Regions from separate parts of the Homo sapiens genome. Here region 1 is linked to region 2. Evidence: chromatin loops called from intact Hi-C (ENCODE). Cell type or tissue: PC-3. All regions are shown on one strand. Each heading gives the region's core, and the rest is flanking DNA. Links, peaks and the distances in the headings are about the cores only. Region 1 has its middle 37 kb from the start of HPGD. Region 2 holds the start of MIR4276 (microRNA 4276).

Region 1 (4,402 bases), core at 216-4,215, 62 kb before region 2:
TCATTTTCAGGGCCAGCCCTTTGTGTTACACAGCAGAGCAGCACAAGGGAAGGCTGTGGATTTGAGAACAAACAGGCAGATGACATACATTTTACATTTTTCCCTGCTACAATAAGGATTTCGACTTGCCACTTACTCCCTTCTAAAGCTTGTTTTAGTTTTCGTTTTCTTTTGTTTTCAGAGGGAGTTTTACTCTTGTTGACCAGGCTGGAGTGCAATGGTGTGATCTTGGCCTTTGTGATCACTGTAACCTCCGCCTCCGCCTCCTGGGTTCAAGCGATTCTCCTGCCTCAGCCTGCCAAGTAGCTGGGATAACAGGCACCCACCATCACACCTGGCTAATTTTTTTGTATTTTTAGTAGAGATGGGGTTTCACTATGTTGGCCAGGCTGGTCTTGAACTCCTGACCTCAGGTGATCCACCCACCTTGGCCTCCCAAAGTGCTGGGATTACAGGCATGAGCCACGGTGCCTAGCCTAAAGCTTGTTTTTAAGAATCGTGAGTAAAGATATCACTCTAACTCCATAGTTATTCAATGGTGTGATGTTTCTGGGGTCTATTCCCACAGTAGCTAATGGTCATGTAGTCATTTGCATGTAACTAGCCTATGCATTTTGCTTTCCAGATGTATGGATTTATTACTAATTCCTATCACTAATCCTTAAAATCATTTGTCTTACTACCGTGACTTAAGTATGTGTTAAAAAAAACACTGTCTCATTCTCACTTACAAGTGCTATGAAGGAAACAAGGCTACTAAAACATGTTGGGCCGGGCGCAGTGTCTCACGCCTGTAATCCCAGCACTTTGGGAGGCCGAGGCAGGAAGATCACTTGAGATCAGGAGTTTGAGGCCAGCCTGGCCAACATAGTGAAACCCCATCTCTACCAAAAAATACAGAAAAATTAGCCGGTCATGGTGGTGCGTGACTGTAGTCCCAGCTACCTGGAGGCTGAAGTGGGAGGATCTCTTGAACGTGGGAGGCAGAGGCTGCAGTGAGCTGAGATCACGCCACTGCACACCAGCCTGAGTGACAGAGTGAGACCCTGTCTCAAAAATAAATAAACGAATAAATAAATAAAACATGTTGACTGTCTTGTTAGATCCTACTACATTTTTAAGCTCAATCTGCTAGATTTAAATCGAAAGAGGATAAACTGGTAAATTCCTGCATTTAGGTTGCCCTAATTTCATGCTAATGATATACCATTATTTAAAATTTAATGTATACATTTACATAAATTTTTATTTGCCCCTAAATTCGTGTGTGGTGTGTGTGTGTGTGTAGAACTGAACTAGATCAATGGCTTTCAAATGTTTTGCTCCTATACCCACAAAGTAATTTTTATAACTATGTATTCTTTGTAATCATTGAGTAAGAGTAGCAGAGAATTCAGATAAACCCCTGAAATTCATGGCTTAACACAATAGTTTTTTTTTCCTTTACACACACAAGAATGTAGTGCTGTATTCAGTGAGCAGCTTTTCATGAGGTTGTTCAGGATCCTTCTACCTTGTAGCTCCCCTGTCTATAGCTTTCGAATCATTTACTTCCAGCCAGTGAACTGAAGAAGAAAGAATGGGGCAGGCATACCTGCTTCTTGAACATTTCAGCCTGGAAGTAACATGCATTATTTTTACTCGTAGTCCTCTGGTGAGACTAGTCCCATGGCCCTATCTAAATGCAAGGGATACTGGGAAATGTAGAAACTGTGGGTGATGCCTCCCAGAAACAACTCTACACACTACAGGGAGGCTGAGTTTTTGATTGACAAATCATTTGTCTTTGCCACACTTAATATCCCTATAAATCCCTTGCTCCTCACACTGAATACATTTTACTCCTACTCAACGGTAACATCCCAAAATCCTATGTAGTTACTATCCTCAATTTAGATTTAGAATCACCAACACATGCACAGTCCTCCCTGTCAGGATGCACGTGGCTTCTCATGATCTAGTGACCTATGAACTTAAAAGGCAATCTCTCTTATCTGCTATGTGTGTCCACACACACAAACACGGACACTCTAATGATGAGCGAGAAGAGAAAAACTGCAATAAAATACCTCATTTGGAAAAGAAAAGAATGGGATACATACCAGTCTGTGGTCAATAGCAATGAGACAGTCCTACCTTGTAGGCATTATGAGGTCTCTCTTCCGTGGCAGTGGGGAATTTCCTTGCTGATATTGAAATCTTCAGTTTGGGATTCGTGATTTTACCATGGTGCCCAGGAGCCTCTCTCTCTAACTTAGTGAATTTTTTCTTTGTCTCTTACCCTCCATCTTTTGGTGCCAAATCTTCTGGGAAGTTGTGGAGTTTACACATACTGTGTCCTATCATTGCAAGTTGCTTTGAAACCCAAGGCTTAAGTCTTAAACAGTTAAAAGCTTTTTTTATTATTATTATTTTGAGACGGAGTCACATTCCGTAGCCCAGGATGGAGTGCAATGGCGCGATTTCTGATCCCTGCAACCTCTGCCTCCCAGGCTCAAGCTATTCTCCTGCCTCAGCCTCCCAAGTTGCTGGGATTACAGGCACGCACCACCAGGCCCAGCTAATTTTTGTATTATTTATTTATTTATTTATTTATTTATTTATTTATTTATTTATTTATTTTTTGAGACGGAGTCTCGCTCTGCGCCCAGGCTGGAGTGCAGTGGCGCGATCTCGGCTCACTGCAAGCTCCGCCTTCCGGGCTCACACCATTCTCCTGCCTCAGCCTCCCGAGTAGGTGGGACTACAGGCGCCCGCCACCACGCCGGGCTAATTTTCTTTTATTTTTAGTAGAGACGGGGTTTCACCGTGTTAGCCAGGATGGTCTTCATCTCCTGACCTTGTGATCCGCCCGCCTCGGCCTCCCAAAGTGCTGGGATTACAGGCGTGAGCCACCGCACCGGGCCTAGTTAAAAGCTTTTAAATTCTGACTTGGGATTTCTTCAGCTCTGCATCGTATTAAAAAATTAGTAGGCTCTGATCTGTTTACTTCTAGTGAATTTCATTTGCTTTAAAACACTGAAATATTTTTAAAGTCACAAGTCATTAATAGTCATAATTTTCAAGCCTGATATTTTATTTTGCACCCTACCCACTCGTTATTCCTCTCTTCTTTCAACGTAATGGGAGTACACTGAGAAAAGCAGACTTGGATAGAACTCACACTTGCAATTTGTGTCATAACTAAGGGTTAATGGATCATTCATGCGGAAAACATTTCTGAGTCTTATCTTTCTGTGCTTAGAGACTAGAAGCAGTTGACTTTTCCAACCCAAAAAGCTCCACATTTTTGGATTATCTCTTCTTTAAGTTTTAATTGCAAACAAGCCAATTCCAGCCTGAGCTCACCTCTTGGTTCTATAATTTGCTAGATGTAATCAGAGAACACCAAAACATACCATCATCATTCTATCTTTGAACCCCTTCACAGAGGAATTGGTCTCGGTAGGCATGGGAGGTAACATACTCGCCAAATGTTTTATCTTTGCTTAACAGGGTCCTCCACTTTTCTAGCCTCACTGCCCACAACTCACCTGGGAAGCCAATGCCGGATACGTTAGGTTTGTTGTTGCTTGGCGGCATTTCACTTCTGGAATCAATCTGTATTAGCTAAGGTAATGCTCGGTATTATAGGAGATAATTCCCCAAATCGCAGGGGCTTAACAAAATAAAAATTTATTACTCTCAGATGCAAGAATTCAATGCAGGTGTAGAGTGGGCAGCATTCCAAGGTGGGTGATTGAAAGATTCAGGTCCTTTACATTTTATAGCTCCACTATCACTCAGAGCCTTGGGATCTACTCAGAGGGCGGACAAGGCACACCTGCTCCTTAATCACTTCAGCCTTTTCTGATACCCTTTGTAGAGCTGCTTAAACGGCCCCACCTGGGTGCAGATACCCTTTGTAGAGCTGCTTAAACGGCCCCACCTGGGTGCAGATACCCTTTGTAGAGCTGCTTAAACGGCCCCACCTGGGTGCAAGGCTGGGCTCCAGTGCTGGGAAATGTAAATTCTGCCTGGAAACCCACTTTCCAGCAACAGCGCTACCCTTTGGAAAGGTAAGTATTTATCTCTGGTGGAGAGCTAGCTATTTCTGCCATACCCCTCTCATATTTTTAAGTTTAAATATAATATATATAAGTTTAAATTCATGACAAAGTAATTACTTTCGTATATTTTCAATATTGGCTTTAAAAATGTCCAATGGGTGATAAATACTATAACCATTTTATGAACCACTTTAAAATTCGAGAACATGGTCCTTCTCAAGAGTCAGAAATTTTGTATTGTTTTGTTTTATCATTTAAATCATAATTGCTTCCTCTACAGAATTTTATTCTAAATATTTCTCTGTGAATTTTAAGATTATAGCTCTCTGCAACAAGTATACACACTACACACA
Region 2 (4,402 bases), core at 158-4,157:
GAGAGTAAATGATAAAGCAACCAGAGCAAAAATGTTAATAATTTGTGAATCTAGGTAAAGAATAAAATGAGGATCATTTGTTCTATTCGGATAATCTCTCTGTAAAACTTGAAATTATGGTAAAATAAAACGTTTAAAAAATTCTTGTTCTACTTTATTAAAAATAGAAAATTCTGATATTTTCCTTTTAAAAAAATAATCTCTGAAGTTAGATAACTGGAAACAAAAATTTACAAAGCTTCCCCACAGATCCTTATGAAATAAGTTTATGGTAGAATTAAACATATCCAGGTAACTCAATCTTTTGCTTTTAAGCCAAATTAATTGAGCCAAAAACAATACAGAGCTCTTAAAACATTTTGTTGATTTTTGATAAATTAAGTTGTCCCAGTATTGCCAAAATGTTTACAACAATAATACAACAAAACTGGCCAGGCACAGGGACTGACACCTGTAATCCCAGAACTTTGGGAGGCCAAGGTGGGAGGATCACTTGAGCCCAGGAGTTCAAGACCAGCCTGGACAACACAGTGAGACCCTGCTGTGATTGCACCACTGCATTCCAGCCTAAGCAACAGAGTGAAACCCTGTCTCCAAAAAAAAAAAAAAGAAAATAAAAGAAAAGAAAAAAAATCATAAAACTAACACTCTTCAGTCATTATATGATTTTCATTATTGAAGTTTTATATTTGCTAAAATACCTGTTTTTATTGATCCATCTAGTATTAATAGGTGTAACTGCAACATGTCCTTTTGTTTATGAGCTTAAAAATATAGCAGAAACTACTATAAATTGAGGATTTACTTATGCTAGGTATGGTGTAAGGAAAATTTTAAAAATAGCATTCTGTTTTTTGATCTTAAAAAATCCTATAGGTATGATTAGTACTTTATCTATTTATAAATAAGGAACTGAAGATAAAGAAGGTAAAGAACTTAGACCTAACTTCACACAGTTTGTAGTTTGTAACTGGCAGAGGTGAGGTTCTAAACCTAGTCAACAAGGCTAGAAAGCTAGTAGGTTTCCTAGCACCCTATGTAGTACATATGCTTGCTAGTACTATTAGTAATTCCAATGATTTTTACTTTGGGATTTGGCAAAATCTCTCAGGATAAATAATTCAAAATCATCAATTGTTAAGTAATTTTCCTAGATGAATTCTTGGAATCAAGATGATAGTCTGCTTAACATACGATTCCATTATCTTATCATGTCGGACTACAGCCTGGCAAAGGTACACTGCTCTGTTGAAAAATAATTTTTAAATATACTGTTATTAATCTGGAAGAAACTGCAATGTAGGAGATCTAGAAATAGATAATATTAATTTATTCTGAAAAATTAAAAGGACAGACTTGAGTAACAGACAAAATTTCCAAATAAGCAGATCTTGATTTTGAAGTTCAGGTTTTTATTCTATTTTAATTAAAAATCTAATAACAAAATCAAAAAACCCAGAAACAAAATCCTTGCAAATATTTTTCGTTTTGAACTTCTTTTTTATTACTATTATAATTTTTTGTTGTTGTTTTTACATGCAGAGATAGGGTCTTGCGAGGCTGCCCAGGGTGGTCTCAAGATTCTGGGCTCAAATGATCCTCCCACCCCAGCCTCCCAAAGTACTGGGATTGCAGGCATGAGCCACCACACCCAGCCTGTTTTGAAATTCTTTAAGTTTTCATATGAGCTGTCAAAAAGGTTTCTAGCTACCCATTGCTTTCAGACACAGTAGCTCTATTTACGTGGCCACTGCCAGCACATGAGTCACTGAGTCAGACTGTGACATGCCCACAGCATATCCCATTATTTAACTCATTGACTCAAGGAACACATAAGAAAAAATACACAGTCTACAAATTAATCACTTTAGCAAAATTGGCTTTACACATATTCCAGGATACGTGCATGATTAAGCAAGCTATATTTATGTCAGCAGAGAACTATAAATAGAATATTTATTTAGAGTCATCTTATCTAAGGAGATGTCTAATTTTTGTTGAATTTACACCTCAGATGTCAGACTCAACAGAAAAACAGGCAAGACATGCAGTTTTGTTTTATCTTCCTCCACCAGCCCCAATGCCAAATGTCACATGACACACACACATATACACACACACACACACACACGCAAAAAGGTTGTATTTCTCCGGTAGTCAGAATAGCAATAGCGAATTCAATGGTTCTATGAATGTCTGGATCATGTTTTGGAAAGAAGTAACACTTCTGCAGAAATTTTGTTTCCCTGTTTCTCTTAGATTCAAAGAGCTGGCAAACTGCCAAATCGGAAATTCTGCAAACTGGAAGTGCAAATTGTGTTATTTGTATTGTAATCTTTAACATGTGTCATTTCAATGATTCCCAAATCACACTATGAATCAAAATTAAAACTAAAAATGCAGGTTTTGATAAAATAGGATTCAATGGAAATGTAAAATTACATTTTAGCACAGTGTCCTCCATTGAATATGTTTCCTTCTTTCCCTCTTCCTCTTTTCAGTTTAGTCTCACACAGGTTTTAGATTTTATCTGAGGTTTGAGAGTAAAGTGTTGCATACCTTCCAAAAAGCTTTTGCCTTATTTCCAATTATTGCAATGCAATATTAGATAAGAATCCAAATAAGTGTGATTTATGGGTATTGTTACATTTATCTGGAAAAAAATGCAAACTTAAAAGTGTTTGACAGGGCTCACCACATGAGAAACATCTAGACCCTTCTAGCTTGTCAAAGAAATGGAAGACAATTGAAAGAGTTTGTAGTAAAGCGTGGAAAGGACCAATTTAATGATTTTGTTAAAAGAAATGAAAACAATTATGTCATTATAATATTACTGCTATAATATTATATGTTATATGTTGTTATAACAGAAAAAAGTCAACATCTTTCATCATTCATTTTTGAAATTAACTTCTGTCATACAATTGAACATTTGTTTTTGCTTCCTTTTTTTTCTCCAAATATTTGGGTTTAGTTGAGGTTCTGGAAAAAACTTAGTGTTTTACTTTAGACTAAATAAGCTTAAAATTCACTCAATATCAGCATAAAAACTTTTACCGGAACATTTTGCATAGGACCATATTCCTGTTTTCCATAAATTTAATCTACTAAAATCTAAGAGCCAGATCAGAATTCTTTTTTTGGCAGGCGAGCTTAGAGAAAAATTAAAACAATCAGATTGTTTTCTTGAGTCTCTATAAGCATACCTCCTCTGCACAGTGAATTGAAAATCCTTTTGCTTCCACATCTGATAAATAATACAATTAGTAACTCTAATAATTTTTATTTTTGATGGAATGAAAATGCAGTCATCACTTTGTGAATTTTTTTTTTTTTTTTTTTTGAGACATGGTCTTGCTCTGTCCCCCAGGCTGGAGTGCAGTGGCACGATCTCAGCCCACTGCAACCTCTGCCTCCTGGGTTCAAGCGATTCTCCTGTTTCAGCCTCCTGAGTAGCTGGGGCTACAGGCAGCTCCTGTGCCACGATGCTGGCTAATTTTTGTATTTTTAGTAGAGACAGGGTTTTACCATGTTGGCCAGGCTGGTCTCAAACTCCTGACCTCCAGTGTTCCACCCACCTCAGCCTCCCAAAGTGCTGGGATTACAGGCATGAGCCACCGTGCCCTTCTGCTTTGTGAAATAATTTAAGTGAATTCACATGCATGCAACTTCTCCCATGTGTGAAGCAAGTCAAACACAAGAAACATGATCTCCACATTCTGAACAGTAAATGGAATGTGAATATGGAATGAACAAATGTAATTAAACACTTATTCACTGGAAATGGACATATAATGACAAATATAAAAAGAAAAAATATGTAAGAATAATGTACCTGTACTCAAACTTGTCCTTCAGGCAATATTGTGAGAAATTTCTCCACTAAACCCAATGAGGAAACTGAAGAAAGTAAAATATTAGCATCCAATTTTCTTATGAGTTGATTCAATAAGCATTTACTAAATTCCATACAAAGTTTAAAATAACAATTCCTGCAGTCCTAGAGCTCTCATGGTACAGGAGAGAGAAATGTACACAGAAATTTACTGGTGTGGTGAGTACCACAACTTAGATGCTGACAGAGTACAGTGGGAACACAAAAGTGGAAATATGTAATCATGCACACAGACATCACAGAATATTTCATAAAGAAGGTAAATTTTCAGTTGAGTGACATATAATTACAAGGAACTCCCTAGACGGTTGCAGGGGAAAGTAGTTGCAAAGATATGGAAGGGAAAAAGAACATATCGTATTTTAGAAGATTTCTAAATGTTTTAGCACATGTGGAATATCTGGAGTATAAACAGAGAGGGAATAACTTTGCCCATTAAAATAAGGAATTAAGAAGCCACCATTATTTTTATTGTTTTTTGTTTTTTTGCTGTCAAATTAATTTTTC

The links. Hi-C counts contacts between places; a loop is a spot of excess contacts. Peaks named below come from ENCODE experiments on the same cell type or tissue, not always from the same donor. Only the 100,000 strongest peaks of a DNase experiment are listed, where the experiment ranks them.
Region 1: it touches region 2 in a loop (1.9-fold over the local background); 2 of 110 quality-filtered maps call a loop at or near these places.

The regions. Positions count from the first base shown.
Region 1 is chr4:174,482,795-174,487,196 of GRCh38, reverse strand. No RefSeq gene overlaps it. Among named protein-coding and RNA genes, the nearest start is that of HPGD, 37 kb to the left of the region's middle. In PC-3, for the core only: no CTCF peak of the experiment used is centred there; no DNase peak of the experiment used is centred there.
Region 2 is chr4:174,421,176-174,425,577 of GRCh38, reverse strand. It overlaps MIR4276 (microRNA 4276), which reads right to left and starts at 1,783; the gene lies at 1,714-1,783. In PC-3, for the core only: no CTCF peak of the experiment used is centred there; a DNase peak (open chromatin) is centred at 1,757; H3K4me3 peaks cover 367 bases; H3K27ac peaks cover 1,573 bases.